2 separate regions of the Homo sapiens genome follow, and region 2 is linked to region 1. Evidence: read pairs that join two places in POLR2A ChIA-PET (ENCODE). Cell type or tissue: Panc1. All regions are shown on one strand. Each heading gives the region's core, and the rest is flanking DNA. Links, peaks and the distances in the headings are about the cores only.

Region 1 (16,338 bases), core at 5,080-13,079:
TACTCTTTCTAAAAGGTTAATTTCTTTGTGGGGAGGGAAGGTGATATATACACAGTGTAATATTTAAACTGTACAAGATGGCTTATTTGGAAAGGAAATCTCTTCACGCCTGGCCTTTGCCTTCAAGTTCTCTTCCCCAGAGGCAATCCACTGGTAACAATTCCTTGTATATTTTAGCAAAGATACGCTAGATAAAAATACTTGTACATATATTCTTTCTCTACCTCCCCATCCCCCTTTAAGAAGAAGCACACTATACACTGTTCTTTACTTTGCTTTTTTCCTCAATATATCCTGGAGATCAGGAATTCAAGACCAGGCTGGGCAAAATAGCGAGACCCTGTCTCTAAAAAAAAAAAAAAAAAAAAAAAAAAAAAAAAAAAAAAAAATTGGCATGTTAGCTTCTCAGGAGGCTGAGATGGGACGATCGCTTGAGCCCAGAAGGTTGAGGCTGCAGTGAGCTGTCATTGCATCACGTACTGCAGCCTGGGTACAGGGCAAGACCCTGTCTAAAAATAACAATGCAGAAATAAATAGGAACTATCTTAGAGATCCTCCCATATCAGTATAATATAGAGCTGTCTTTAAAAAAAAGTTGAGGTAAAATTCTTGCAACATAAAATTTACGTGTATAATTAAGTGGCTCTTAGTACATTCCCAGTGTTGTACAACCATCACCACTATCTAACTCTAGAACATTTTCATCACCCCCAAAAGAAACCCAATACTCATTTAGCAGTCACTTTCTGTTCCCCCAACCCTAGGCTTTACAACTACTAATCTGCTTCTGTCCCTATGAATTTGCCTGTTCTACATGTTTCATGAAAATGAAATCATATGTATGTGGCCTTTTGTGTTGGTTTCTTTCACTTGGCATAACGTTTTCAAGGTTCAATCCTGTCGTAACTTGTATCAATACTTCATTCCTTTTTCTTGCTAAGTAATATTTGATTGCATGGATAGACCACATTCTTTTAATTGATTGACATTTGGATTGTTTCTGCTTCTTGGCTATTGGGAATCATGCTGCTATGAACATTTGTGGGCAAGTTTTTGTGTGAACATATGCATATGTTTTTATTCTTGGATATGTACCTAAGAATGGAAATGCTGGGTCATATGGAATTCTGTATTTAAATTTTGAGGGACTGCCAAACCGTTTTCCAGTCACTGCATCATTTTACCATCCCATCAGTGGTGTTCAAGGGTTTCAGTTTCTCCACATCCTAGTTTACACTTGTTATTTTCCATCATCGTTTTGTTTTTTGCTGTTTAGTTATTATTACAGGCATCCTAAAGGGTAGGAAGTAGTATCTTATTGTGGTTTTGATTTGCATTTCCCTAATGACTAATGAGGATGAGCGTATTTTCATGTGCTTATTGGCTACTTGTATATCTTCCTTAGAGAAATGTCCACTATTTATCCATTATTTGTATATCTTCCTTAGAGAAATGTCCAATAATTTTTGTATTTTTAGTAGAGACAGGTTTCAGCATGTTGGTCAGGCTGGTCTTGAACTCCTGACCTCAGGTGGTCCGCCTGCCTTGGCCTCCCAAAGTGCTGGGATTACAGGCGTGAGCCACCACGCTCAGCATATATATTCTTGATATTAGACTCATCAGATATATGATTTCCAAATATTTTCTCCCATTTTATGGGTTATCTTTTTACTTTCTTAACAGTGTTCTTTGCTGCATAAAAGTTTTAAATGATGGAGTTCTTTATTTTTAAATTTTGTTGTGGCCGGGTGCAGTGGCTCACGCCTGTAATCCCAGCACTTTGGGAGGCCGAGGTGGGTGGATCACCTGAGGTCAGGAGTTTGAGACCAGCCTGGCCAACATGGTGAAACCCCGTCTCTACTAAAAATACAAAAAAATTAGCCAAGTGTGGTGGTGGGCGCCTGTAATCCCAGCTACTCTGGAGGCTGAGACAGGAGAATCGCTTGAACCCAGGAGGCGGAGGTTGCAGTGAGCTGAGATCATGCTATCGTACTGAAGCCTGGGCGACAGAGTGAGACTCTGTCTCAAAAACAAAAACAAAACCAAAAAAAGCGTTGTTTGTGCTTTTGGTATCATATTGAAGAAATCATTACCTAATCCAAAGTCATAACTAATTTACCTCTATGTTTTATTCTAAGAGTTTTAGTATTTTAGCTCTTAAATTTAGATCTTTGTTCTATTCTGAATTAATCTTTATATATAGTGTGACATAGGGGGGTCCAGATTTATCCTTTTGCTAGTGGATATCCAGTTGTTCCTGCACCATTTGTTGAAAAGACTGTTGAAAAAGACTTTTCCCCCATTGAATGGTATTGGCACCCTCTTGAAAAAAAAAATTGACTGTAAATATATGGCTTTATTTCTGGACTCTCAATTGTATCCTGTTGATCTATAATGTCTCTCCTTATGCCAGTACCACACTGTTTTGATTACTATTGCTTTGTAGTAAGTTTTAAAATAGGAAGTGTGAGTCCCCCAGCTTTGTTCTTTTTCCAGATCGTTTTTGCTATTTGGGCTCCCCTGTAGTTTTATATGAATTTTAGGATGAGCATATCCATTTCTATAAAAAAGGCACTTGGGGCTTTGATAGAAATTGCTTTGAATCTGTAGGTTAATTTTAGGAATATTGTCATCTAATATTATGTCTTCATATTATTAAGTCTGTGAACACAGGATGTCTAAGTCTTCAGTTTCTTTCAATAATGTAATTTTCAGTGTATGAGTCTTGTATTTTTTTGGTTAAGTTTATTTCTAAGTATTTTATTCTCTTTGATGCTAATGTAGATGGAATTCTCTTCTGAATTTCATTTTTGGATTGTCATTGCTGGTATATTGAAATACAGCTGATTTTAGTATGTTGATCTTGTATTTTGCAGTTCTGCAGAGCTTATTCATTAGCACTAACAGCTTTTGTGTGGATTCTTTAGGGTTTTCTATATATAAGATTATGTCATTTTTCAATAGAGATAGTTTTACTTCTTCCATTCCAATCCAGATACCTTATTTGGCAATTGCAGTCTAGTCTTGTTCCTGTTATTAGTGGGGAAGCCATTTGGTCTTTCACCAGTAAATATGATGTTAAGCAGTGGGTTTTTCATAGATGTCCCTTATCTAGTTGAGGGAGTTTCTATTCCAAGGATGTTGATATTTTTATCATGAATGTTGGAATCTGTCAAAAAAAATGTTCTGCATCAATTTGGATGATATTGTGGTTTTCCCCCTTTATTCGATTAACATGGCATATTACATTGATTGATTTTTGTATGTTGAACCCTTGCATTCCTGGGATAAATCCCTTGATCATGGTGTATAATCCTTTTAATATGCTCTATGTTAAATTTGTGCATATTTCGTTGAGGATTATTTGCATCTGTACTCATAAAGGATATTGGTCTGTAACATCTTTGTCTGACTTTGGTATCTGGGTGATACTGGCCTCACAGAATGAGTTAGGAAATGGCTCCTCTTCTTTTATTTTTGGAAGAATTTATGAAGGGGTTTTGTTAATTTAAAAAAAAAAATGTTTATGGTAAAGCTCACCAGTGAAGCCATCTGGTCTTAGAGTTTTTCTTTTTGGAAGTTCTTTTGGTTATTGAATTAATCTGTTTGTTATAGGTCTATTCATTTTGCTCTTTCTTCTTGAGTCTTTAAAAAATTTTTAATTTTTGTGTTGAGTCAGTTTTTGTAGTATGCATATTTCTAAGAATTTGTCCATTTCATCTGGGTTACCTAATTTGTTGGCATACAATTATTCATAGTATTTTTTTTTAAGTTGAGTAGTAGTGTCCCTAGTTTCTCTTTCTCTCTCTTTCTTTCAAGACAGGGTCTCACTCTGTCAGTGGTATGATCTCAGCTCACTGCAGCTTCAGCCACCCAGGCTCAAGTGATCCCCGCACCTCAGCCTCCCAAGTAGCTGGGATTACAGGTGTGTGTCACCACACCCAGCTAATTTTTGTCTTTTTTGTAGAGACAGGGTTTCACTGTGTTGTCAGGCTAGTCTCAAAACTCCTGAGCTCAGGTGATCCACTCGCTTCAGCCTCGCAAAGTGCTGGGATTACAGACATGAGCCACTGCACTGGCCCGTGTCCCCACTTTCATTTTTTTATTTCTAGTGATTGAAATCTTCTCTCCTTTTTCCTTGGTCAGTCTATCTAAAGATTTGTTAGTTTTATTGATCTTTTCAAAGAACCAACTTTTGATTTTCTTAATTCTCTGTATTGCTGCTTTATTCTCTATTTCACTTATCTGTGCTCTAATCTTTAATATTTCCTTTCTTCTGCTTGCTTTGGGTTGAATTTGCTGTTCTTTTTCTAATTCCTTGAGATGGAAGTTTAGGTTATTGATTTCAGGTCTTCCTATTTCAATATATGCATTTATAGCTATGAATTTTGTTCTCTTCACTGCTTTTGTTATATGCCACACATTTTGATATGTTGTATTTTCATTCTCATTCTTCTCAAAGTATTTTCTAATTTCTCTTGTCATTTTTTTCTTGACCTATTGATTAACAGTGTATAAGTTCACATTTTTGTAAATTCCAAATTTTCTTCTGTTATTGATTTCTAATTTTATTCCAGTATGGATGCAGAAGATACTGTGTATTACTTCATTCTTTTAAAATTTATTAAGACTTGTTTTGTGGCCTAATATGTATCCTAAAGAATGTTCCACATGTGCTTGAGAAGAATACACTTTCTGCTACTGTTGGGTAAACTGTCCTGTATATGTCCGTTAGGTATAGTTGCTTTATAGTATTTTTTAAGTCTTCTGTTTTCTTGTTGATCTTCTGTTTAGTTGTTCTGTTGTTATTGAAAATGGAGTATTGCTGTCTCCAACAATTATTGTAGAGCTATTTCTCCCTCAATTTTGTTAGTTTTTTTCCTCATATATTTGGGGCTCTATTGTTAGGTTCATATATGCTTATAATTGTTGTATCTTCTTGATGGTTTGACTCTTTTATCATTATATAAGGTTTTTCTTTGTCCCTTATAACAATTTTTGTCTTAAAGTCTGTTTTATCCGATATTAATATAGCCACTGCAGTTGGTTACTGTTTGCATGGGTTATCCTTTTCTATCCTTCTATTTTCAACCTATTTGTGTAATTGGATCTAAAAGTAATCTCCTGTTTATGTTAAGTAAATATTTTCTAGTGTATTATTTTAATTCCCTTTAGTACAAATTTAAATAGTATTTTCTTAGTGGTTGCCCCGTGGTTTACAATTAACATCTTAATTTATAACAATCTAGTTTAACTTAATACCAACTTAGTTTCAATGATATATAAAAACTTTGCTCTTATATAGTTCTGTCCACCACTTTATCTTGTTATTGTCACAGATTATATCTTTATACATTATGTGCTCATCAGTGTGTATTTGTAATAATTTTTATGCAGCCATCTGTTAAATCATATTTTAAAAAGAAGAGTTACAAGCCAAAAATAACATTACTATTCCTTTTTTAAATTTGCCTATATATTTTCCTTTATTAGTGTTCTTTATTTCTCAGGTTACTGTCTAATGTTCTTTTTTTTTTTTTTTTTTTTTTTTTTTTAGACGGAGTCTCACTTTGTCACCCAGGCTGGAGTGCAGTGGCATGATCTCGGCTCACTGCAAGCTCCGCCTCCCGGGTTCACGCCATTCTCCTGCCTCAGCCTCCTAAGTAGCTGGGACCACAGGCCCCGCCACCACACCCAGCTACTGTTTTGTATTTTTAGTAGTGACAGGGTTTCACCGTGTTAGCCAGGATGATCTCGATCTCCTGACCTTGTGATCTGCCCGCCTTGGACTCCCAAAGTGCTGGGATTACAGGTGTGAGCCACCGCTCCCAGCCGTCTAATGTTCTTTTGTTTCAGCTTGAAAGACTCCCCTCAGCATTTCTTGTAGAGCAGGTTTACTATCTACAAACTTTCTTGGTTTTTAGCTTTGTAATGTCTTCATTTCTCCTTTGTATTTGAAGGATAGTTCTGGCACATATAGAATTTTTGGTTGACAATGCTTTTCTTTTAGTAATTTGAATATATAATTCCATTGCCTTTGGCTCTATGGTTTCTGATGCGATGTCAGATGTGACTTTTATTGAGGATGCCTTCTACATGATTAGTTGTTTCTCTCTTGCTGTTTTCAGGATTCTCTCTTTGTCTTTGTCATATAACAATTTGATTATAATGTGTTCCTGTGTGTATCCCTTTGAATTTATCTTACTTAAAAGTTTGTTTAGCTTCTTGAATGTGTAGATTCATGTTTTTCATCAAGTTTGGGACACTTGCAGTCATTATTTTTAAAAATAATTTTCCTGCTCCTTTCTCTTCTCTCATTCTGGGATTCCTATTATGCTTATGTTATGCCAGATGGTATTCCACAGACTTCTTAGACTCTCTTTATTTAAAAAAAATTTTTTTTTATTTCTGTTCATCAAGCCAGAAAACCTCAAGTTACCTATTCTCAGGTTTATCTATTCTCATGACTTCATTTTTTACCTGTTCAAATCTGCTGTTGAGCCTCTCGTGAATTTTTAATTTACATTATTGTACTTTTCAAACCCAGAATTTTTATTTGATTGCTTTTTTATAATTTTTGTCACTTTGTTGATATTCTGTATTTGTTGAGACACTGTTCTCATGGTTTCCATTAGTTCTTTAGACCTGGCTTTTGTTTTTGTTTTTAGCTCTTCAAGCATATTTAGGACCATTGATTTAAATAGTCTTTGTCTAGTAAGTCCAGTGACTAGGCTTCCTCAGGGGCAATTTCTGTTAATTTCTTTTTTCTGGGTATAGGCCATAGTTTTTTGTTTATGTCTTGTAATTTTTTTGTTCCAAACTGGATTTTTTGTATATTATAATGTGGTAACTTAGGAAATGAGATGCTCCCCCTCCCTGTGGATTGTTGCTGCTTGTTATAGCTATGCCTTGTTCATTTAGGACTTTTCTGAACTAATTTTGTGAAGTCTGTATCCTTTGTCATGTGTGGCCACAGAGGCCTCTCTTCCACTAGCTTAGTGGTCAGCTGATGAATCACTAGAGATTTATTTACACGTCTGGAATGACAACAACAACAACAGAAACCCCCCAGTCTTTGCAGATGGGCTGTGTGTATGTTGTGAGGCACGCCTTCAAGGTGCAGCCAGGCATTTTACAACTCTGTCTTAGTTTTTACTTCCTGTTTGCAAAGATCCTGAAAGTCAGCCAGAGGTAGGAGCTTAGGGCCCTCTTAGGTCTTTTCTGAGCATGCACCCAGTTGTGGCATGCATGTGACTTTCTTGATTCACAAAAATATGTAGGAGCTCTTCAAATGAAGCCCATATTCCCTAAAGTATCTCATTCCTTAGCCTTTCCTCCCAAGTGTTTACATTAGTCCATTGTTTGTCTCTTGCCCCAGGTAATAGCAATGAGTACATTAAATGTTTTCAACAAATGCATGCCCCTACACCCCACCTCTCCTCCCCTGTAGACCTCTACCACTCCCACACTTCTACCCTTGATATCTACCTTAGCCCTGGGAGAGTTCTGAGTTAGGCAAAAGACAGGCATATCCTTTGAGCCAGTTCTTCAGGGAGCCACTAGACAGGTCAAATCAGTCAACCACAATTCTTTGAGAATAAGATATGTTCTGCTCCCTGTGGTACTAGGTACCTGTACTGGAATGTTAGCTGTTGCCTTCAAGGCTGCTGCTGAACTGGGGAGTGGATGGGACCAGGGTAAATTAAAATTCCATGACTCTCTCTTAGCTGTTTATTTTGTATTAGGTGTTCCCTTGCTTGTAGTAAGCTTTTGATTATTTCCCAGTGTTCTGAAACAGTTGATTCTGGCAGTTTTTGCCAGTTATTCATTGTTTTTAATAGAGTGACAGACTTGGTGTTCTCTACTGTCTTAGTCCATTGTCTGGTGCCATAACAGAATACCATAGACTGGGTAATTTATAAAGAAAATAAATTTATTTAAAATTAATTTAAATTGAAATTTGCTAAATAGCTCTTCATAGAGATTATTTTAGTTTATATGCCTACCAGCAATGTCTGAGAGTGGCTGTTTCTCTATACCATCATCAACACTACTTAGTATCAAATTTCTTGATCTTCACAAATTGATGGATACATGCCATCTCTTTTTGGTTTATTGGTTTTTCTCTTATGATTTTGGATAAACATCTTTTTAGGTGTCATTCGTATTTGGTTTTCCACTGAACTGCCTTTTTGTATCATTGACCTTTATTCCATTATTCTTGGCCTTTAAAATTTATTTATTAGTTATTACCACTACCTCTTGACTAGGGTAATATATTGAACTGGTTCAAAAATCAAAGTGCTATAAAAAGGAGTACTCAGTAAGTCTTGCACCTGCAGTTGGTAGCTATTTTATTAGTTTCTTATTGATCCTTCCATGGTTCTCAACATGCAAATACAAGCAAATGCTAAAATACTTGTTAACTCCCTTTTTACACAAAAGGCGGCACCCTATGTCTACCACTTGTGTATTGTTTTTGTCATGTACTATTTTCCTGGGGACCGCTCTCATCCTTTTTCATGGCTGTGTATTTACCAGAATTTACTCAGTCAGTACTGTGTTGCTGGATCACTTCGGCTTTTTCCAGGCCTTTGTTCCTCAGTGATGTGCTAAGTAGCCCCATGCATGTCATTTCTTTACATGTGCCAGTTTGTCTATGGACGACATTGCCAGAGTAAGATTGCTGAGTTAAACGGCACATGCATTTAAAAAGATATGATAGATATGGCTGGACTTCCCTACGTAGGTGTTGTAACATTTTGCATTTGTTCCAGTCTGTTTCTGCATCATCTTTTCAATAGATTGTCAAACTTGGATTTTTGCCAGTCTGATAGGTGAGAGATGGCATCTTATTGTAGGTTTAATCTGCATCTCTCTTGAGTGAGGTTGAGGGTCCTTTCATATATTCACGGGCTGTTTATGTTTATTTCCTGTGAGCTAGCTCTTGATATCTAGTTCCCTGATTCTTCCCCAAGAAAAATTCCATAAATATTTTCACAGGATTGTGTTAAATTCCTAGATTAATTTGGAAAGAACTGATTTTATGTTGCATCTTTTTATCCAAGAACTTGTTATGTTTCTCCATTTGTTCAACCCTTCATATATAAAACTTTCTTCATATGGTTTTATTTCTAAAGTTTATTTCTAGGAATTTTATCTTTTTTCACTGTTGCTTTAAATGAGATCTTTACCACATCTGTGAACTAAGATTGCCTGTAGATACAAAGGTTGTTGTTTTCAGTATTCTAATTGTGTTCCCAGTTATCTTACTGAATTATTCTTATTCTTTATAATAGTTTTTCAGTATATTTTCCTGATAATCATATCAATGAACAATGTTTCAGGACCTCATTTTTTATTTCTAGCTCTTTTTCTTATTCTGTTGAGTCATTAGTGCATCCCAACACTCTTCTACAGTACAAAGGAGTCTGTGTACTATGTACTATGTGTTGCTGGTTTGAGGGATGTCCTTGTTTGCTCTTGGCTTTGATGGAAATGTGTCTTAATGTTTGTCCATGAAGCGAGATATTAGCTTTTGAATTGAAATATGTATATTTTATCATGTGGAGAAAACATTTATATCTTTTTCTTGTATTAAGTTTAAAAAAATCATACTTGGATGTCGAATTTTATCAAATGCTTTTTCGTTATCTTTGGTGACTCACTCAGAGTCCAGTCAGAAAAACAAACTACTCCAGGCATTTCAGATGGAAGAGATTGAATATGAGGATTGGGTTATATACGAGTTCAAAGGCTGACAAAATACAAAGGAAATGGGGTACTAGGATAGTGCAGACACTGTCACTTCCAGGGCTGGGGAAAAATAAGAGATGGTGTTACCACAGTTTTGGAGCTTGGTGCAGGGCTCCTGTGGGGCTGGTCTCCAGGCCTCCGAGAGAGGCACTGCAGAACTGCTGTACAGATGTTTGAGGGTGTGGGTGCAGCTCAGTGAGTGTTTGAACCCCTAGGGAGGGTTTGTGACCTGGTGGGTGCCAAGTCAACTGAGAGGGCTCCCATCTGGTCAGCGTTTGGGAGCCAGCCAGTGAGGGAGTGAACACAGTATAGCCTGAGGACAACCTGGGGCTAAGCCCTGCGGCTTGCCGGTGTCTGTGAGGGGGTGTGGCGAGGCTGGCACTAAGAGTGACAACGGAAGATGGGGGCTGGAACCACCATCTGCTGCTGCTGGTGGCATACTGACAGAAATAGGAAACTAGGAAGGAAGTCCCTTTTTCTCTCCTGTCATCTTCCATCCTCTCTCTAGGACTTCCTGTTGGCAGAAGTTAACAGGGAGTCAGTCAACAGGGGTCTGGAAAACCTAGGTAAGTTGGTGAAACTCTAGCCCCAGCGTTATAGAGAGAGTATAGCAGAGTAGGCTTGGAGAGGAAAGAACGTGGGTAAATAACTGCACATCAGGAATCATGCTATTCCCTTAACATGTCACTTCTGGGTGTACAGAATGACTTTCAACACGATGCATTAGCTTAATATCATATTAGGAAAACTCAACCTCTTCCAAATTTCCGGTCACGCCACAAATTTGTTACTCTTGTCAATACTGAATTCCATTCTGTTATGCTCAGAAGGTTACTAAGAGCCTTCTTACTAAACTTCTTCCTTGATTTAAAGTGTGCATATTACTTTAGGCTTGCAGCTGTGTGTCTAGTGATGGAATTGAAGAAATGGCTCTGGAAAATGCTCTGCTCATCTAATGGGCAATGCTCCTGTGTCCTTTTCTTTTTTTCTTTCTTTCTTTCTTTTTTTTTTTTTTTTTTTTTTTTGAGACAGAGTTTCTCTCTATTGCCCAGGCTGGAGTGCAGTGGTGCGATCTTGGCTCACTGCAACCTTCACCTCCTGGGTTCAAGCGATCCTCCTGCCTCAGCCTCCCCAGTAGCTAGGATTACAGGCATGCACCACCACGCTCGGTTAATTTTTTTGTATTTTTAGTAGAGACGGGGTTTCACCATATTTGCCAGGCTGGTCTTGAACCCCTGACCTTAGGTAATCTGCCCGCCTCGGCCTCCCAAAGTGCTGGGATTACAAGCGTGAGCCACCATGCCTGGCTGAGAATTGCTTGAACCCAGGTGGCGGAGGTTGCAGTGAGCCAAGATCGCGCCACTGCACTCCAGCCTGGGCGACAGAGCGAGACTCCGTATCAAAACAAAATTGCAAGTCTTTAGTGCAAGGGCGTAACAGGGAATGCCTGGTATGGACCAGTTGTTAAGGCTCTGCACAGCAACAATGGCCAAGTGTTCTTTATGTTGTGAGTAGGTTGTGAATTTCATTACAGTGTGATGAGGTTTGTTCTGTTCGTGGTTTTTGCATACTTTCAAGGGATTTTCTTAAACTTGTGAGTTCAGAGATGTCTGTTATAAATGAGATTTTAAGAAGAATGACTTTTGAAAGGGTTCTCACATAGGCAAATTAGGTCAGCAACTTCACTTTCCATGCTTTTCACACGTTTGGGATACTTGTCACCTAGTTTCTGGGTCAGGTGTGTATATATGCCAACAGGCTGGCTGTTTAGGTGAACAATAAGATGTCTCCATATGCTGGTGGTGTTACTAATGGTCAAAAGATCGATCACGTGTGAGGTTGCATTAAGAGCAACTTCTTTTCTCCGGGAATGCCACTTAATACCACCCTGGGACTGGCTCCGAGAAGCCTGGGAGGAGCTTAATATTTCTTGCTTCCTGTAACTGTATGCTGTTTAGTGCAGGGTAACCCTGCAAATAGGACAGAAAGATCGTTTGCAGTGAGAATGGCTGGAGGTTGACGCTCAACTTTCTCTGTGTTCAAGAATGGTTGTTTCCCATTTGTCAGTTGTGTTAGGTCCGAGCGATTTCTAGGAGCTCCTCATGAGTCTGGATCTTAAGGAATCAATGAAGCCCAATCAGAAATATCTTAATGTCAGTGTCTTTTTTGTTCGTTTGTTTTTGGTGACAATTACAAAAATTTTATTATCTTTTAAAATTTTTGTGGGTACATAGTAGGTGTATATATTTATGAGGTACATGAGATGTTTTGATACAGGCAGGCAATGTGAAATAAGCACATTGTGGAGAATGGAGTATCCATCCCCTGAAGCATTTATCCTTTGAGTTACAAATAATCCACTTATATTCTTTAAGTTATTTTGAAATATACAAAGTTTTCCAGAAAAGAATGCTTTCTATAAGAGGCTCCCCATGGTGAGGGTCCTTTGTAGTGGCAGAAGAATTAATGAGGGTAGATTTCAATTTCACACCCTTGCTACAGAGGTGATGGGAACTCTCTACGTCTGCTATGCAGGTGCTAAGGGCAGTGAGTCATCTTTGTTCAATCTTGTTCCTTCTGGTGACACATGAATGTACTTTTACCAAAAACATCACAGAATCTACGATGTGTTATTTCCATCTGGTTAATAATTATAACTACCTTTGGATTTCTTCCTACATCTTTCCACACTTACTTGGGGAAAATGCAAAAGGAATATTTCATCTTCACCGCAGTAGTGCCTGTGATTAATGCAGTCATGAGCTGCTAACGAAACAAGCAAAGAGCTGCTTAGCTTTGATTCAATCCTTAAATCACTTGGGAAAAACCAACTGAAGGGGGAAAAAAAGAGGTCGGAGAAGGCACTGGAATTCTCTTTTCTGTTTTTTCAAGAGACAAGGTCTCGCTATATTGCCCAGGCTGGATTTGAACTCCCAGGCTCAAGCGATCCTGCCTCTGCCTCCTGAGCGGTTGGGATTACAGGCATACACCACTGCTCCCGGCAACAATGGAATTGTTAAAGACAGAGGCTGGCCACCTGTCTGACTTGCTTGCAGTTAGCACCCACACTGCTTATGAAAGTACTAGCGAGTTTCAGGCCTTTTCCTTGTAGTTCATGTGACCTTGTGTTCCCAGTATTTACCAAATATTTTAAATAGTTTCCCAAAAAATTTCCTCCTTCATTTCACACAGTGTGCACATTCAGACCATAAAAGGACCTACTGGAATAAATGCTGAAATTTCACAAACCACAGTGTATCTTAATGATAGGTTTTTAGATATAGGTTTACAGGGGGGCTTATAGTAGTTTCATGATAGGGTGAATTTTTCTCAATCTTTGATATTTTCCAGTTTGCCTCCTTGGGGTTGCATTTTGGCAGAGAAGGCTTTAACACCCCAATGTTCTTAACTTCAGTAGTTGTTGATTGAACAACTACTTTTGGCAATAACCTTTTTCTGTACTATAGAGGATATCAAATAAAAAGGGAGAATTGACCAGATGTAGTCCCTGCTTTGTAGAATTTTACATTGGGAAGGGAAAGATGGAATGGTGAAGAGAATCACAGAAGTATGGAGAGAGGCAGATTGATTCCAGCTGGAGGGATTTGAGGAAGGTTTGTGTAGGATGTGGCATGTGAACTTGGCCTGGCATGATTGGTTGGAAATAGGCAAAGGGATGACGGATTGGGAGGGCATTTTAAGTAATGCAAATAGATTGAGCAAAGGCTTGGAAGTAGAATAGCACTTGGCAAAATGTGTTGGGAGAAGGGGAATGATAGTCACTCTGTGGACTGGAATTGTAGTCTTAGTGGGATAGGCGATATAGAGAGTCTTCATCCAACTGTGTGATAAATATCCTCTGGCCGTTTAGGCCCCTCTGTGACACACACAGCCAAAATTTAATATATGAGTAGAATGCAAAAATCTGTCATTATAAGAGAAAAATCAAGAAACAGTATATATGGTGGTAAAGAACATAGATTTGAAGCTAGATTGCCTGGGTTCAAATCTTTAATAGCTGTGTTATCTTGGGCAAAGCTACTCAGTCTCTCTGATGCCTCAGTTTTCTCACCTATAACATGGGATAAGACTAGTCCCTATGATAGATTAATTTCAAGAATTAGATTAGAAGATTAACATGAAAAGGGTTTACAACAGTACCTGGCATATAGTATAGAGTAGTGTGTAATTGTTAGTAATTAGTAGTAGTGGTTGTTGTTTTAGTGTTTGTGTTTGGGTATAATGTGTAATTGATTTTTTTTCCTTCGAGAAAGATTAGCCTTTCTGTAGCTTATGTATTCTATATAATTTTGCATTAGTGAAAGTATAGCATCTCAAGCTCGTAAGTGCATGAAGACTCTCACAGTGGAATTTTCGTTGTGATAAAAATGTCTTTCTTTCAGAGAGAATTTGCGCTTTGCATTGTAGCTGTCTAGTTTCACTGGCTGCTTCTTGGGATGTGGCAGATTGTGAAGGTTGGTTGTGTAGCTTATTCACGTGCATGTGCATGTGTACACCTGTGTGTGTATCACAGGTTCTTGTTGAGTCCATTTTGAAATTAATGGGATATATATAGAAGAGAATGATTATCTTTTCTATCAGAAGGGTGTTTTGGTTACAGGCAACAGAAACTGACTTTGGCTCATTTAGGCTTAAGAAAATTAATTGGAAGGCTGCTAGGAGCGCCTAGAAGAGCCAGTGGCTGGGCACCAAACTTGGGAAAAAGCAAGAAGCAAGGTAGCTTGGGTGACCAGGAAACCAGCATCCTGGTCATAGGCAAACAGCCTGGTCTGCGTGAAGCCCCTATTGCTGTCATTGCCACTGTAATGTGGGATCCCCAGCTTCCAATCATTCCTACTCTCCTCATATAACTGCTTGTTGTATAATAGCAGAAAATTGGAAGCAGTTTAAATGCCTAGCACTAGGGATCTTAATACATTATGGAACAGCCATGTATCGGAATAATTGCAGCCCTTAAACATTTTATGTGAGAATATCTAATGACATGGAAACCGTTCACACATTCTATTAAGTGACAGTGGCAGGTAGCAAAACCGTATGGGCAGGATAATTACATTAAAAATCCGATCAAGTAGGTATTACTACTATTCCTATTTTACAGATGATGCATAGAGATTTTGACTCTTGCCCAAGATCACGTGGGTTAGTAAGTGGAAGAGGGGGGTTTCAACCTGGGAGTGAGGCTCCAGAACCAGGCACTTAGCCATTTCACTGTCCTTTCCCTGATAAAGACAGAAAGGCTCTAGAGGAAAAAGTAGTAATAGCAGTTATAGCTGGGTAGTGAGATCATGGATACTTTTATTACTATTTATTTCTTCTGATTTCTATGAGCATATGTTACCTCTATAGTGACCAAAATGATTCTTAAGTTATTGTAAAAATATAACGTTTTAGAATACTTTTCTTCCAGTTGAAAAGTTATGTGTCCCGGCGGGGCACCATGGTTCATGCCCATAATCGCAGCACTTTGGGAGGCCGAGGCAGGCGGATCACTTGAGGTCAGGAGTTCTAGACCAGCCTGGCCAACATTGTGAAACCCCATCTCTACTAAAAATACAAAAATTACCCAGGCGTGGTGACGCACGCATGTAATCCCTTGGGAGGCTGAGGCACGAGAATTGCTTGAACCCGGGAGGCAGAGGCTGCAGTGAGCTGAGATCGCACCACTGCATTCTAGCCTGGGTGACAGACTGAGACTCCATCTCAAAAAAAAAAAAAAAAAAGTTGTGGCCCGGAGATATCCATCACAAATTGCTTTTCATATATGACAAGAAAATTTCAAAAATTGTCTCCATCAATATATGAATTTTCTCTTTGAAGTTTTGTGTCCTACTGTGTGTGTTTATTGTAGACAGGACAAGCAATTTCCATCATTGAAACCAGAAAACATCTTTGGAATTTTAAACTCAGTGTTGCTGTATTTTGGGGATTACATAAAAGCATTGATAAAATAAGTTGTGCTTTAAATGGAAGATTTAAATCTGTGAAGCTTTTTAAGATTGTGTTTGTCACGTCTTGGCACACATTTCTTGTTTGTAGAGTCTGGTTATGAAAAGACTCTGGTTTCCATATGTATATTTAAAATACTCTGAGTCATGGATTCAAATGAGTAATTGACATAATATGTCCATCAGATTCCTGCTTTGTCATACCGTCACATAAGGGGAGTACATTTATTTTAGTAATTGTAATAGTAAACACAGTTAATTAGCAAAATGGTATTCATTTTAAATACCTTTCCCCGGTGTCTTTTATAACTTTCCAGAAATTGCTTTATTGGAATGAAAATGTGTTTGATTTCACAGGAGGCTTAGGAAAAGGGCCACATGTGTATGAACACAGGCGTATGTATACAGTGCTGGGAGTGGTGTATACATAGGTGTTTAGAGATTAGAAGCTCCATGTCTCTATTTCTTCCTCCTTTTTGCTAAGTCTCAACTCAGAATCTGAAACCACATTGATTGTAAGATGTACAATTACATGTGCCACCAAAAAAGAAAAAAAATTGATTGTAACCGGGTGTGGTGGCTCATACGTGTAATCTCAGTACTTTGGGAGGCT
Region 2 (16,338 bases), core at 6,094-14,093, 81 kb before region 1:
AGTCACAAAGTTGTGCAACCATTGCCACTAGCTAATTCCAGAACCTATTCATCACCTCAAATAGAAACTCCAGTCATTCAGGAGTCACTCCCCATTCCTCATCCCCCACCGTCTCTGCAAACACTAGTCTACTTTCTGCCTCTCTGGAATGACCTGTTCTAGACATTCCCTAGAAATGCAATCATATAAACATGTGAGCTTTTGTGTTGAGCTTTTATGTTTTCAAAGTTCATCCATGTTGTAGCATATATCAATACTTCATTCCTTTTGGGCAGAATGATAATCTGTTATATGGAGAGACCACATTTTGTTTATCCATTTATTTGTTTATAAGATGGAGTCTCACTCTGTCACCCAGGCTGGAATGCAATGGCACAATCTCGGCTCACTGCAACTTTTGTCTCCCGGGATCAAGCCATTCTCCTGCCTCAGCCTCCCGAGTAGCTAGGATTACAGGCATGCATCACCTGCTAATTTTATATTTTAGTAGAGATGGGGTTTCACCATGTTGTTCAGGCTGGTCTCGAACTCCTGACCTCAAGCAATTTGCCTGCCTTGGCCTCCTAAAGTGCTGGGATTACAGGTGTGAGCCACCGTGTCTGGCCTTGTTTATTTATTAATTGGGGGACTTTGGGTTGTTTCCACTTTTTGGTTGTTATGATGAATGCTGTTATTAACATCTGTGTACAAGTTTTTGTGTGGAAGGGTGTCTTCAGTTCCACTGAGAATAACTGGGTTATGAACTAAGCCTGTTTCACTCTTTGTGGTAGGCTGTATCGTGGCACCCCAAGTGTCTGCATCTTCTAGTCCCCAAACCTGTGAATATTACTCTATGAGGAAAGGGATGTAGCATATGTGATTAAATTAAGGATTTTGAGATAGAGAGGTGATACTGGATTATCTGGGTGGGCCTGGCATTCGATGATTCTTATAAGAAGAGCAATGTGATGACAAAAGCAGATGCCGGGCATGGTGGCTCATGCCTGTAATCCCAACACATTGGGAGGCTGAGGCAGGAGGATCACTTGAGCTGAGGAGTTCGAGACCAGCCTGGCCAACATGGTGAAACCGCGTCTCTACGAAAAATACGAAAATTAGCCAGGCCTGATGGCTCATGCCTATAATCCCAGCATATTAGGAGGCTGAGGCGGATGGATCACTTGAGGTCAGGAGTTCAAGACCATCCTGGCCAACATGGTGAAACCCTGTCTCTACTAAAAACATAAAAATTAGCTGGGTGTGGTGGCATGCACCTGTAGTCCCAGCTATTAGGAAGGCTGAAGCAGGAGAATAGCTTGAGCAGTGAGCTGAGATTGTGCCACTGCACTCCAGCCTGAGTAAGAGAGCGAGACTGTGTCCCCCCACCAAAAAAAAAATTCCAGCCCTTTGTCCATTTTTAAGTCAAATAAATTATTTTTTATTGAGTTGTAAGAATTCTTTATATATTCTAGATATTAAACCTTAGCAGATATGACTTGCAAATATATTCTGTTCTGTGGGTTGTCTTTTCACTTTCTTGATAGTATCCTTGGAAGCATAAAATTTTTTAATTTTGAAGAAGTCTAGTTTATTTTCTTGGTTGTTTGTGTTTTAGGTATCATATCTAAAAATTCATTGCCTAATCTAAGGTCACAAAGATTTGTGCCTATATTTCTTTCTAAGAGTTCATAATTTTAGCTCTTACTTTTAGGCCTTTGAGCCGTTTGGAGTTAATTTTTGTAAATGGTGAGAATGGGAGTCCAACTTTGTGCTTTTGCATGTGATACATAGTTGTACCAGCACAGTTATTTGAGACTATTTTCTACCCATTGAATTGTCTTGGTACCTTTGTCAAAAAAATCAATTGACCGTGAATGTGAGGGTTCATTTGTGGACTCTCAGTTCTCTTCCATTGATCTATACGTTTATCTTTGTCATCAAACAAAGGTTTGATTACTGTAGCTTTGTGGTAAGTTTCGAAATTGGGAAGTGAGTCTTCCAGCTTTGTTCTTTTTTTCAATATAATTTTGGCTATTCTGGACCCTTTGTATTTCCATATGAATTTTAAAATCAGATTGTCAATTTCTACAATAAGGGCAGCTCCGATTTTCATGGAGATTGCATTGAACCTATAGAATGGAGTCATTGAATTTATAAGGTTGGAGTATTGCCATCTTAACAATGTTAAGTCTTCCAGTCCATGAACATGGGATACCTTTTCATTTCAGTCCTTTTTTTTTTTTTTTTTTTTTTTCAGTTTGCAGCATATAACTCTTGGATTTCTTTCAATAAATTTATTACTAAGCATTTTATTCTTTTTATGTTGTAAATTAAATTGCTTTATTTTGATTTTTGATCACTGCTAGCATGTAAAGATACAATTAATTTTTGTATATCAATTCTGCAACCTAGCTGAATTTTATTAGCTCTAGGCTTTTGGTGTAAATTCCTTAGGATTTTCTACATATAAGATTAAGTCACTTGCAAATAGTTTTATTTCTTCCTTTCCAATCTGGGTGCACTTTATTTGTTGCCTAATTAATGCATCTAGAACTTCCAATGCCATGTTGGATAAAAGTGAAAAGAGCAATATCCTTGTCTTATTCCTGATCTTGGGGGAAATCTTTTAGACTTTCACCATTAAGTATGAGGCTACCTCTGAGTTTTTTGTAGATGCCTTTATCAGAATGAAGAAGTTTCCTTTTATTCCAGTTTGTTGAGTGTTTTTTTTTATTATGGAAGTATGTTGAATTTCATTAAATGTTTTTTCTGCATTGAGATGATCATGTGGGTTCCCCCCCCTTTATTAATACGGGGTACTATGTTGATTTTTTTTCACATGTTAAACCACTCCTGAATTCCTGAGTTAAATCCTAATTCATCATGATGACCAATATGTTGACCATATGTTTCATACGTTTAGGCATTTGGTTTCCTCCTATTTTGTTGAATTTTTGCATCAGTAGTTATAAGGGATATTAGCTTATACTTTTCTTGTAATATCCTTGGTTTGGTATCAGAGTAATACTAGCCTCTAAGAATGAGTGAGAATTTTTTTTTGTAAAGTTGGTAAAGTTTTTTTGTTGTTGTTTTTTTTGAGATGGAGTTTTACTCTTATCACCCAGGCTGGAGTGCAATGCTGCAATCTTGGCTCACTGCACCTCAGCTTTTTGGCCTTGATGCTTTCTGATAAGAAATCAGCTGTTAATCTTATTGAGGCTTTGTACATGAATTGCTTCTCTTTTGCTGGTTTCAATGTTTTTGATTCTGTAGTTTTGGCTTTCAACAGTTAGATTATAATATGTCTGGATCTTGGGATTTATTCCGTTTGGAGCTCATTGAACTTTTCAGATGTGTAGACTAATTATTCTATTGGATTTGGGAATTTCTTTGGCCATTATCTCTTTAAATATACTTTCTGCCTCTTTCCCTCTTCTCCTTCCTATTCTGCATTTGTTGGTATCCTTGATGATGTCCCACAGATCTCTAAAGATCTGTCAATTTTCATCTTCAGTCTCTCTTGTGTGTGTTATCTTCCTCAGACTGGATAATTCCAATTAACCTATCTTCAGCTTCACTGCTGCTTTATTATGTCTGCTTAAATCTGCTGTTAAGCCCCTTTAGTGAATTTTTGTTTCAGTTATTGTATTCTCCAATTCCAGAATTTGTATCTGGCTCCTTCCAATAACTGATATCTGTTCACTGATATTCTCTATTTAGTGTGACAGCATTGTTGCACTTTAGTTCTTTAGTCATGGTTTAGTTCTTTGACTATATTTAAAATCTTTGTCTAGTTCAACATCTGGTCTCCTCAGGGACTATTGCTATTGATTGCTTTTTTCACATATATATGTATATGTGTGTGTCACACTTTCTTTGCTTGTCTCACAATCTTTGTTGAAAACTAGTCATTTAAAATAGTGTGACAACTCTAGAAATCAGATTTTCCATTGCCCCAGGGTTTGCTGTTGTTGCTGGGTGTGCTCGTTTAGTAGTTTGAGCTAATTATCTAAAATCTGTATTTTTTTGTGATGTGTGGCTGCTGCAGTGTCTGCTTGGTTTGCTCAGTGGTCAACTAATAATTAGAGACTTATTTTAACACTTCGAACCACGAAGAAAAGAACACTCAATTTTTGCCAAGAAGCTCTGTGTTGGGGGCATGCGTTCACCACTCAGCCAGGCAGTTGACAATTCTGACGTAAGCCTTCACTTCCTGTTTGCACAGAGCTTCAAAGTCAGTGAGAGGGAAGAGCTGAGGGTCTTAGTTTTGTTGTTGTTGTTGTTGTTGTTGTTGTTGTTTTTAAGCATATGCATAGCCCTATACATGACATTCCCTTTCAAGTTTTTTTGTTAGCCTGTTGTTTATCCCAACTCTTATTCAACCTCTCAGGTAGCTGTGAAGTTAAACAACTTCCTCTGTTTTCAATGAACATTCTTAGGGAAAAGCCTTTTCATACTGACTAAGCTCTGAGTCAAAATAGTCTGTAAGTGGGATCTTTCAGGGAATGACCAGACAGATCAAATAATAATTTTCTGGGAATGAGGCTCCAAAGGAGGACCTACCTATTTTGCCTCTTCTGGTGGTTGGGAGGCTGTTGGTTTTTCACAATGATTGTGGACTGTTGGTTTTCAGGGTTACCATGGAGCTGAGGGTGGGTGGGAATAGGGCAAGTCAAAATGCCACAAAGCTCTCATGCTACTTACTGAGATTCAGCTGTCTTTCTTGGATAAACACTTCCTGGCTTGAATAAAACAATTGGCCGCAAGCCTTTGGTCAATTTCTACAGTGCTGAAAAAGTTGATTCTATTTTTGTCAGTTTTCTCTTTGCCTATGTGGAGGAGAGAATTTTTTGGATGTCCTTAGTCTGCCATTTTGTTTTGTATCCACTAGCACATTCTTACTGCACGGGATAAAAATGTTCTTGGGATCCAACTAATGATAGGAATTACTTCTCCCCTAAGCATGGGAAGGAACACACAGATCTGTGAGATCTGTGGACTATATTCTCCCCTCCCCAAATATAGAACAGCATGCAAGATGGGACATCCTGTTCAAGCCAGGCTGTTTTAATCAGATGGATGATGGCTAGAGTAGGTGATGTTTACAGCTCATTTTGGCAGACAGTCTGACCTGAATGTGTCTCTTCTTGCAGGTCAGCCTCACTCTGGGTGAAATAATCAAAGGTGTGAATAGCTCAGATCCAGTCCTATGTTTCCAGGCCACCCAGACAGCCAGGTATCTCCAAACAGACTTCTGCTGTTGCAGGTTCATAGTTAGCAATGAGCGTCAGTGATGGCTGGAGCGCCGGTGGCCTATTTGGTTTCTTGGCATTGGCAACATGCCCGTAAAACACAGGAAAAGGCTAGCCCATCTAAAAGACGAAATTGCTATTCTACACTGTCCTTGAGGGCAATTTAAAAGCTTCGATGTGTTGTCAGAGATGAATTGCTTAATTTACATTGGCCTCTACAGAAATTTCATCTTGTAGATAACACCTTAAAGGGGAAAATGTTGATTTAATACCGAAAAATGCTATCGGTTGAACACTAGGATCTTAAGTAGCTCCGGCCCAGCTATGTGGCTTATGTATAAAAGGAGGTTCTTTTTTTCTCTTTTGAGATGGAGTCTCACTCTGTCACCCAGGCTGGAGTGCAATGGTATGATCTTAGCTCACTGCAACCTCCGCCTACTGGGTTCAAGTGATTCTCCTGCCTCAAGCCTCCAGAGAAGCTGAGATTACAGGTGTGCACCACCACACCCAGCTAATTTTTATATTCTTAGTAGAGATGGGACGGGGTTTCACCATGTTGGCCAGGCTGGTCTCGAACTCCTGACCTTGCGACCTCAAGTGATCTGCCCGCCTTGGTCTCCCAAAGTGCTGAGATTACAGGTGTGAGCCACCGCACCTGGCCTAAAAGGAGGTCCTTAATACCTCTCTCACTTGACCTCCCCCTCCCCTGCCCTCTCTTTCATTGCATAGGAAAATGCTATCCCAGGAAAAGAACCCCCCTCTGAAACTGGTCATTGAAGCGGGCCTCATTCCCAGGATGGTGGAGTTCCTGAAGTCATCACTTTACCCCTGCTTGCAGTTTGAGGCTGCCTGGGCCCTGACCAACATCGCTTCAGGGACTTCGGAGCAGACTCGTGCCGTGGTAGAAGGGGGAGCCATCCAGCCCTTGATTGAGCTCCTGTCTTCCTCCAACGTGGCTGTGTGTGAACAGGCAGTGTGGGCTCTTGGTAATATAGCCGGTGAGACTCTCCCCTTAGTGGGCTAAGAAAACGGGGCCAGGTGTGTGGGATACTATAAGGTTTCTTTGGGTGGTGGGGTATACTCGATGTCCCAGAACACTTTGCCATGTAAATACCTAGAAGTGCTGGCAAGGGTACAATGAGCTGTTTCCAAACTCAAAGCCAGGCCAGGCACGGTGGCTCACGTCTGTAATCCCAGCATGTTGGGAGGCCAAGGCGGACGGATCACTTGAGGTCAGGAGTTCAAGACCAGCCTGGCCAACATGGTGAAACCCCGTCTCTACTAAATATACAAAAATTAGCCAGGCATGGTGGTGCATGCCCTGTAGTCCCAGCTACTCGGGAGGCTGAGGCAGGAGAATCGCTTGAACCTGGGAGGAGGAAGTTGCAGTGAACCAAGATAACGCCACTGTACTCCAGTGTGGGCAACAGAGGGAGATTCTGTCTCAAAACACCAAAAGCCCTCAAATCCAAGTTTAGAGGCCAAATATTGAAGCTGAAACAGGATGATACAGTGTATACTGAAGCCACAGGCTAACTAGAGACATCTGCCAACACTAAGGTCCTACAGCCTCAGGGCTTCGTGGCTTCAAGAACAAGTCTTTGGCTTATGCAGTGTGGGAGTTTATGATAGACCCTTACATAACTCGGGACCCCAGAAGGACTCTGCCTTCAGTGGAAGTTGCTAAGGGAACGTGCCAAAAACAAAAACAAAACAACAACAACAAAAAAAAACTCCTTGGTTTGGGCTAACAAGCCTTCCCTGAAAGTGGAATCCTCAGACTACCTTTCTGAATGTGGCAATCGATGCTCTTTCCTGCATGGTCTAGTGAATTAGTGCTGTAGGGTCGGAAGCCCCCAGATTCTTGGCTGACATCAATCCAGTGACTTTCTAGGGAAAACTCAATTAGGTCCCTCAGGATTTTGACAAATTAAGATCAGCCGACTATTAGCATTTTCAAGTTCAGAGAAGCAATAACTCCCGTGACTGAGTCAGCAGAAACAGTATGATTAGACCTCCAAGGACTCCACATATTGGAATTAGCAAACAGAATATAAAATAACTGCTAAAAGAAAACAAAAGCTTGCAGAGGCTTGGCGTAGTGACTCATGCCTTTAATCTCAGCACTTTAGGAGGCAGAGGTGGGAGGATGGCTTGAGCCCAGGAGTTTGAGACCAGCCTGGGCAATGTAGTGAGAACTTATCTCTACAAAAAATAAAAATATTCACCAGGCATAGTGGTGTATGCCTATAGTCCCAGCTACTCAGGAGGCTACGGTGGGACAATTGCTTGAGTTCTGGAGGTCGAGGCTGCAGTGAGCTATGATTGCACCACTGCACTCCAGCCAGGGCAATAGAGTGAGATCCTGTATCCCCCTCCCCCGCCAAAAAAAAAAAATAAAAGGCTGCAGGAGGAAAAAGTGCCTATTAGAGAAGTTGTCTCTCATTTTGCTTGGTGCAGTAAAGTAGGCAAGACTGGATGGTACAATGTGATGACTTGCCTTTGATGGTTGACAAATACAAATAGACTTCTAGGGTCTAAAATTGTTATCCTAGCTAAGGTAGCTGATGGCTGGTCACCAGCACCTGCAGATCCCCAGACTTTGTTCTGAGTTGCATTGGAAGTTACTGCCCTGTGCCAAGGTCTTCTGGGAAGACAACTTGGTCTGGACCAGCCTTCGTCTTCCTGAGAACCATGCTGTGAGATGCCAACAGCCCACCTTGGCTGAGTTGGCTGGCTCTGCTTCTAGCAGTTGCTGCTGTGTGATGCCTGCCTGTTACATCAGGACTGTCCACCCACCAGCCATGCCAGACTTCCAGAATTTAGTACGTGGCTCTACTACCTACTTGCTAAACCCGGGAATGAGTTTTTGTCTCTTGCCCTTTGCACACTCTTAAAAAATTAGTCACCCACTTCAGGATTGTCTTTGTTCTCTCTCTAAATGTCACATTCTGCTCTATTTGTAGGTGATGGCCCAGAGTTCAGAGATAACGTCATCACAAGCAATGCCATCCCACATCTCCTAGCCTTGATTTCACCCACCCTGCCGGTAAGTGTCTTTTTCTTTCTCTTTTTTTTTTTTTAAATTAAAATTTTAAAATAATCTTAATAGAGATGGAGCCTCACCATTCTGCCCAGGCTGGTCTTGAACTCCTGGCTTCAAGCAATCCTCCTACCTCTCAAAGTTCTGGGATTATGGACGTGAGCCACAGTACCAGGCCAAGTGGATGTCTTTAAATGAGAGAGAACCTCGTTAGGTAACAAATTCTAATGTTGGGAAATTGGGACATACTTCCAAATCCAATGCTAGATCATGTGGCTGCTGCCTGGCCTCTTAGAACCTCATAAACAAGGCTCAAGACTGGGCATGGTGGCTCATGTCTGTGATTCCAGTGCTTGCTAGGCCAAGACAGAAGGATCACTTGACACCAAGAGTTCAAAACCAGCCTGGGCAACATAGTGAGACCATGCTTCTAAAAATAAAAAAATTAGCTGAGCATGGTAGCGTACACCTGTAGTCTCAGCTACTCAGGAGGCTGAGGTGGAAGGATTGCTTGAGCCCAGGAGAGGGAGGCTGCAGAGAGCCAAGATCACACCACTGCACTCCAGCCTGGGTGACAGGTTGAGACTCTGTCTCTAAATAAACTAATAATAGCAAGGCTTAGGACTGAGTATCATTTTAGGTAAAGATTGACTCAGCTCTGTCTTTAGGGGCCAGTAGCACTGATCCTTCTCTTTGCGGCATTGGAAGAGGCCTACAAGCTTGCCATCTTGCAAAATAGATGACTGAAATCTCCATTCTAGGGTCACAGTTTAGCATATATGCCTGGTGTTCCATTATTGGAACACTAAGCCTGTGGGAGTTATTTATATCCTACTGCTCATGGTCATTACCAAGGTCTGATTTTTCACACAAAAAAATTTGCAACCTCTGGCATAAATGGGTTAATGTCTCACCAGTTCTGTTCATGGGGAACAGGCTCTTCTTTTGAGGCTTAGAGTCAAGGTTGGTTGATTTGTGGTTATTGATTGAAGAGGACTTCTGGTTTAGGAACTGGGTTCTCGATTTGCCTCAAACAAAAATGAAGAGCAGCCAGAGGACTATGTTCAAAACCTTCATCTGGGAACCGTGGCTCACACCTGTAATCCCAACAATTTGGGAAGCTGAGGCGGGTGGATCACCTGAGGTCAGGAGTTTGAGACCAGCCTGACTAATATGGCGAAATCCTATCTCTACTAAAAATACAGAAACTAGCCAGGCATGGTGGCACGTTCCTGTAGTCCCAGCTACTTGGGAGGCTGAGGCAGGAGAATTGATTGAACCTGGGAGGCGAAGGTTGCAGTGAGCCAAGGTTGCGCCACTGTGCCCCAGCCTGGGCAACAGAGCAAGACTCTGTCTCAAAACTCTTCAAGATGGGAGAAAAATCTGACATGGTTGAACCAATAAAAGACTAGCCATGACCGAGAGAGTTTAAGTAGAGAACACTTAAGATGGCAAGCAGGAAAAGGGCTTAGACATCTTCCTGCTAGCAGCAGGGAGGCTTTGGAGGATTTTGAGGCAAGGGAGTAGAGTGGTCTGATCTTTCAGAAAGGCCCTTCTGGTTGCCTGCCGTAGAATTATATAGCAGAGAGAGGCCGGATGCGGTAGCACTTTGGGAGGCCGAGGTGGGCAGATCACGAGGTCAAGAGATCAAGACCATCCTGGCCAACACGGTGAAACCCCGTCTCCTAAAATTACAAAAATTAGCTGGGTGTGGTGGCACGCACCTGTACTCCCAGCTACTCAGGAGGCTGAGGCAGGAGAATCTCTTGAACCTGGGAGGTGGAGGTTGCAGTGAGCCGAGATTGTGCCACTGTACTCCAGCCTGGTGACAGAGCAAGACTCCATCTCAAAAAAAAAAAAAAAATTGTATAGCAGAGGGAGATGGTGAAGCAGGTGGGTCTGGGACATAGCCATTCTAGACGTGAAAGGGAGACAGCAAGAAGCCAGGATGCCCCTAGGTTTCAGGTTAGATTGTTCAGATGATTGTCTTCCTAGAGAAAGGGGAAAAGTGCAGGAAAAAAAGAAATTGGAGCTTGTGTTGCAGGCATGAAGTTGAGGCGAGTTGGAGACACCATTGCAGCAGAGTCGGATTGACAGATGTACCTTGCTAGGTGACATATGTGTATATGTCACCCAGCCAGGCAAGGTCAGCTGGGGCCAGGGGTCACAAACATGACCTGGCTGGCCGCTTGCTTTGTAAATAGTTTTATCAAGCTGGGCATGGTGGCACGTGTCTGTAGTCCCAGCTACTTGGGAAGGCAAGGCGAGAGGATCGCTTGAGTTTGAGGCTGCAGTGAGCTGTGATTGCACCACTGCACTCCAGCCTGGGTGATGGAGTGAGACCCTGTCTCCCCCCAAAAAAAAAAAAAAAGTTTTACTGGCATGCAGCCACACTCATTTACATACTGTCTGGTCTACAAGGACAGTTGTTGTTGCCACAGAAGCCACAGGCTAAAAATGTTTAAGATCTGGCCCTTTACCGAAAAAGTTTTCAACCCCTGACCTAGAGTGTGAGGAGAGCCTGAGACCCAGTCCTGTGGGCTCTAAGGTTCTAAATTCAGGCAGAGCCTGCCAAAAAGACTAAGTAGAAACAGCTAATTTGGCCATAGAAAACCAGGTTTGGTGTCACAGTTGCCAAGAAGAGCTCTTTCTTTTTTTTCTGCTTTTTTTTCTGCTTTTTTTTTTTTTTGAGACAGAGTCTTGCTCTGTCACCAGGCTGGAGTGCAGTGGTGCAATCTCAGCTCACTGCAACCTCCGCCTCCTGGGTTCAAGCGATTCTTCTGCTTCAGCCTCCCGAGTAGCTGGGATTACAGGCACATGCCACCCCGCCTGGCTAATTTTTGTGTTTTTAGTAGAGACGGGGTTTCACCATCTTGGCCAGGCTGGTCTTGAACCCCTGACCTCATGATCCACCTGCCTCGGCCTCCCAAAGTGTTGGGGTTACAGGTGTGAGCCACCACGCCCAGCCGAGAGCTCCTTCAAAAAGAAAGGGCTGACTACTAACCACAGCTGAGAGGGACAGTAACTTTAGGACCAAGAAGCAGCTGCTGTGTTTGGTGACTTGGAAGGAGCTGATTCCCATCCCTAACCCCAAAGAAGGGTTAGAAACATGACTAGAATGGCCTGAAGAACAACTGGAGGCCAGGCGCTTATGTCTGTAATCCCAGCATTTTGGGAGGCCGAGGCAGGAGGATCCCTTGAGCCCAGGAGTTTGAGACCAGCCTGGGCAACATAGCAAGACTTTCCTCTACAAAAAGCATGTCTAGCCACAGCTACTCAGGAGGCAGAAGTAGGAGGATCACTTGGGCCTGGGAGGTTGAGGCTGTAGTGAGCTATGATCACGGCACTGCACTGCAGCCTGGGCAACAGAGTGAGACCCTGTCTCAACAAACAAACAAAAAACCCCAACAATTGGGAATCTGGGAGGTAGACAGTGAATATAGATGCCTCTCTGAGGGTAGACTCTGAAAGACAGAAGTGTGATGATGGCTGAAAGGGGCAGAAGGGGAGGGGCTGACAGTCCCAGGGTATGTTTCCTTACTGGTGGGAGTGATTTGGGGGCAGGGATGATTCTGGGCGGAATCTTTAAAGGCAAAAAGTAAGGGCCAGGTGTGGTGACTCAGGCCTGTCATCACTTTGGGAGGTGGAGGTAGGCAGATCACTTGAGCCCAGGAGTTGAAGTCCAGACTGGGCAACATAGCAAGACCCCTGTCTCTACTAAAACTAAAACTAATAATAAAAGGCCAAAAGGGATGGGATCCAGAGGCAGAGTAGGAAGACTGATTCTCAATTAGAAGATTAGAAATCTGGGGATGACATGCCAGTAGTGTTTTAGACCAGTGGGAAGACCAAGTAACTCCTGCTTGATCTTGTTGTCAGTGAAAAATGAAATTAGGTCATCAATCAAATGGGAAAGGACATTTTGAAAGACAAAGGAAACCTCCATCTAACATTGGAATGTGAAATACGAACCTCGTTCTGTGTCCCTAATACACATCACTGCCTAGAACACATTTCTATTTGAAGTTCAAAAGCTCTCGTTCAGTCGGGCACAATGGCTCACCCCTGTAATCCCAGCACGTTGGGAGGCTGAGGCCGGCAGATCACTTGAGGCCAGGAGTTCAAGACCAGTCTGGGCAACATGGTGAAACCCCATCTCTACTAAAAATACAAAAATTAGCTGGGCGTGTGTGGTGGCGGGCACCTGTAATCCCAGCTACTCAGGAGGCTGAGGGAGGAGAATCACTTGAATCCAGGAGGCAGAGGTTGCAGTGAGCCAAGATTGCATCACTGCACTCCAGCCTGGGTGACAGAGCAAGGCTGTCTGAAAATAATAAATAAAATTTTAAAAAGCTCTGGTTCATGCTGATCTATGGTATTGATTGGAAATGGTAAGAACACACTGCTGTTTGCATTTTCTCTCCTTTGCACCCAATGCTGGAGGCAGTCTCCTTGTTACAGATCACATTTCTGCGGAACATCACGTGGACCTTGTCGAATCTGTGCCGAAACAAGAACCCATACCCTTGCGACACTGCGGTGAAGCAGATACTGCCGGCCCTCCTTCACCTCCTGCAGCACCAGGACAGTGAGGTTCTCTCGGATGCCTGCTGGGCACTGTCCTACCTCACCGACGGCTCCAACAAGCGCATCGGCCAAGTGGTTAACACGGGGGTCCTGCCCAGGCTGGTAGTGCTCATGACCAGCTCAGAACTCAATGTCTTGGTAAATGCAATCCTGGGCCCTGTGGATTCGAGTCCTCGGGTCATAGTCACTTTAGCAGGTTCTGGGGCAAGGTTTGTCATCTGCATTTCCCTGGTCTTTGCTTTTTTTTTTTTTTTTTTTTTTTTGAGACAGAGTCTTGCTCTGTCACCCAGGCTGGAATGCAGTGGCACAATCTCAGCTCATTGCAACCTCTGCCTCCCAGGTTCAAGCGATTCTCCTATCTCAGCCTCCTGGGTAGCTGGGATTATAGATGCCAACGACCACGCCCGGCTCATTTTGTATTTTTAGTAGGGACAGGGTTTTACCATGTTGGCCAGGCTAGTCTCGAACTCCTGACCTCAGGTGATCCTCCTGCCTCGGCCTCCCAAACGACTGGGATTAGAGGTGTGAGCCACTGTGCCTGCCCATCTTTGCTACTCTGTGGCCAAAAGCTTGAATCTATTTTGATGTCAAATCCTAGTGGGTTTTTTTTTTTTTTTTTTTTTTTTTTTTTTTTTTTTAAAAAAAAAGGCCGGGCACGGTGGCTCACAGCTGTAAAAATACAAAAATACAAAAATTTATTTGTAAAACACCAAAGAATTAACTGAGTGTGATGGCGCACAGCTGTAATTCCAGCTACTCGGGAGGCTGAGGCAGGAGAATTCCTTGAACCCAGGAGGTGGAGGTTGCAGTGAGCTGAGATCGTGCCACTGCTCTCCAGCCTGGGTGACAGTGACATTCCATCTCAAAAAAAAAAAAAAAAAATTAGCTGGGTGTGGTGGTGCATACCTGTAGTCTCAGCTACTGGGGAGGCAGAGTTGGGAGAATTTATTGAGCCCAGAAGTTTGAGGATGCAGTGAGCTGTGATGGCACACTGTACTCCAGCCAGAGTGACAGTGAGACTGGGGATTAAAAAAAAAAACAACCCATTATCCTCTCCCCAGTTTGTTCTCTTAGACTAGCTCAGATATAGGCAGAAAGCAAGTAAAACCATTACTAATTGCTTTTCTAGGTTATTATTTTTTTTGTGTGTGAGACGGAGTCTCTCTGTCATCCAGGCTGGAGTGCAGTGGTACAATCTTGGCTCACTGCAACCTCCACCTCCCGACTTCAAGCAATTCTCTTGCCTCAGCCTCCTGAGTAGCTGGGATCACAGGCACCCACTACCATCACGCCCAGCTAATTTTTGTATTTTTAGTAGAGACAGGGTTTCACCAGGTTGGCCAGGCTGGTCCTGAACTCTTGACCTCAGGTGATCTGCCCACCTCAGCCTCCCAAAGTGCTGGGGTTACAGGCATGAGCCACTATGCCCTGCCGCTTTGCTATGTTATTAAACATGTCACCTACATCATATACTGCTTTGAAATGTGGGTGCATTATATTGAAGATGTCTCTATGCTGCCTGCTCTTTATTTTCTTAATATTTTACCTAATATTGCATATTCTGCAGCCTTAGTGATCATCTATTTTGAGATTAGCATAGGACTTCTCAGATGTTGAGTTGGTTTCGGGATAGTGCTAGGGGCATGGAGAGTATGAGATAAGACAAGCCATTTTTGTTGTTGTTGTTGTTGTTTTTTGACAAAGTCTCACTCTGTTGCCAAGGCCGGAGTGTGGTGATACAATCTTGGCTCCCTGCAACCTCTGTCTCCTGGGTTCAAGAAATTTTCCTGCCTCAGCCTCCCAAGTAGCTGGGACTACAGGTGTGCACCACCACACCCAGCTAATTTTTGTATTTTTAGTAGAGACGGTGTTTCCCCATGTTGGCCAGGCTGGTCTCAAACTCCTGGACTCAAGTGATCCATCCGCCTCGGCCTCCCAAAGTGGAGAAGTAAATTCTCTAAGAAGTTGCTTACCCCCGGGTTCTGGGGCCTATTTGGAGCTGCCCTGGTAAGGCCATGACTGGCCTGAAGTACACTTCTACCTCTCACTTTGGTATCAGGTAAGTAGCCTAATAGGCTAGGAAAATTCTAGAACTGTTGCTGGGCTTTACTGGGGCTGCCACTACAGTACAGAGAAATCTGAATAAAGCCATAGTCAGCTATTGTAGGAGAGTTGTTGTTTTGAGCCCAATCGTAGACCTGTCCTGGGGATCTTCTGAGCCATTATGAAGGGCTTCCCAATCACACCAGGAAATGGCATTGAGATCTCATTATCTCCAATTAAATATGCAACACGCTTGACACTGATAAATACTAATTCAGTCATTATACGATAAAGAGTATAGTCACTGGGCGCAGTAGCTCATGCCTATAATCCCAGCACTTTGGGAGGCCGAGGTAGGCAGATCACTTGAGGTCAGGAGTTCAAGACAAGCCTGGGCAACATGGTGAAACCTTGTCTCTACAAAAGATACAAAAATTAGCCAGGCATGGTGGTGCACACCTGTAATCCCAGCTTCTCAGGAGGCTGAGGCAGGAGAATTGCTTGAACCCAGGAGGCAGAGGTTGCAGTGACAACCAAAATCGTACCACTATACTCCAGTCTGGGTGACAGCAAGACCTTGTCTCAAAAAACAAACAAACAAACAAAACACTATCGTCAATTTAGCATTTGATGATGAAACTGAAAGCATATGAAAAGTCCAACAGCATTTCTCGATAAAGGTATTTCTTGGGTATTTCTGTCCCACTTGAGCCAAACAAGTGGGAAGCCAGAAAGTTCCTTTAAGTCACCTTTAAACATCCATGGGCCAGGCACAGTGGCTCATGATTGTAATCCCAGCACTTTGGAAAGCCAAGGCAGGATCACTTGAGACCAGCCTGGACAACATAGCAAGACCCCCGTCTCTACAAAAAACTTAAAAATTAGCCGGGCATGGTGGCACATCCGTATAGTCCCAGATACTTGGGAGGCTGGGGGAGGAGGATCACTTGAGCCCAAGAGTTGAAGGCTGCAGTGAGCTATGATCATGCCACTGCATTCCAGCCTGGGTAACAGTAAAGACCCTGTCTCTTTATAAATAAATAAATAAAAAATAAATTAAAAGGCCATGGATGAATTGAATAATGATCACAGATACAATTCCTGTTCACAGGCTGTCAGACAACCATCGGCTATAGCATGACAATGTTTGGGAGAGAACAGAACTTGGTGTGATTGTTGCCTTCTCCTGGGATAGACTTGAAATACTTAGACTTCTAGCCTTGCTCTTCCAGACTCCTTCTCTCCGCACCGTGGGGAACATTGTCACGGGCACAGATGAGCAGACGCAGATGGCCATTGATGCGGGTATGCTGAACGTGCTCCCCCAGCTCCTGCAACACAACAAGCCCTCCATCCAGAAGGAGGCAGCCTGGGCCCTGAGCAACGTAGCAGCGGGGCCTTGTCACCACATCCAGCAGCTGCTTGCCTACGACG

Evidence for each region. ChIA-PET counts read pairs that join two places held together with the same protein. Peaks named below come from ENCODE experiments on the same cell type or tissue, not always from the same donor. Only the 100,000 strongest peaks of a DNase experiment are listed, where the experiment ranks them.
Region 2: POLR2A ChIA-PET joins it to region 1 with 5 read pairs; 4 of 35 experiments call an interaction of 5 or more read pairs at or near these places.

What each region holds. Positions count from the first base shown.
Region 1 is chr7:99,103,055-99,119,392 of GRCh38, reverse strand. The region is part of intron 1 of SMURF1 (SMAD specific E3 ubiquitin protein ligase 1); the gene reads left to right. Among named protein-coding and RNA genes, the nearest start is that of SMURF1, 33 kb to the left of the region's middle. RefSeq lists enhancers at 7,403-7,472, 10,024-10,526, 15,672-16,338. In Panc1, for the core only: no CTCF peak of the experiment used is centred there; no DNase peak of the experiment used is centred there; H3K4me3 peaks cover 579 bases; H3K27ac peaks cover 4,418 bases.
Region 2 is chr7:99,184,961-99,201,298 of GRCh38, reverse strand. KPNA7 (karyopherin subunit alpha 7) reads left to right here. Exons shown (of 11, transcript NM_001145715.3): 4 at 5,133-5,215; 5 at 5,961-6,229; 6 at 8,198-8,280; 7 at 12,736-12,999; 8 at 16,137-16,338. Among named protein-coding and RNA genes, the nearest start is that of KPNA7, 15 kb to the left of the region's middle. RefSeq lists a silencer at 10,299-10,593. In Panc1, for the core only: no CTCF peak of the experiment used is centred there; no DNase peak of the experiment used is centred there; H3K27ac peaks cover 370 bases.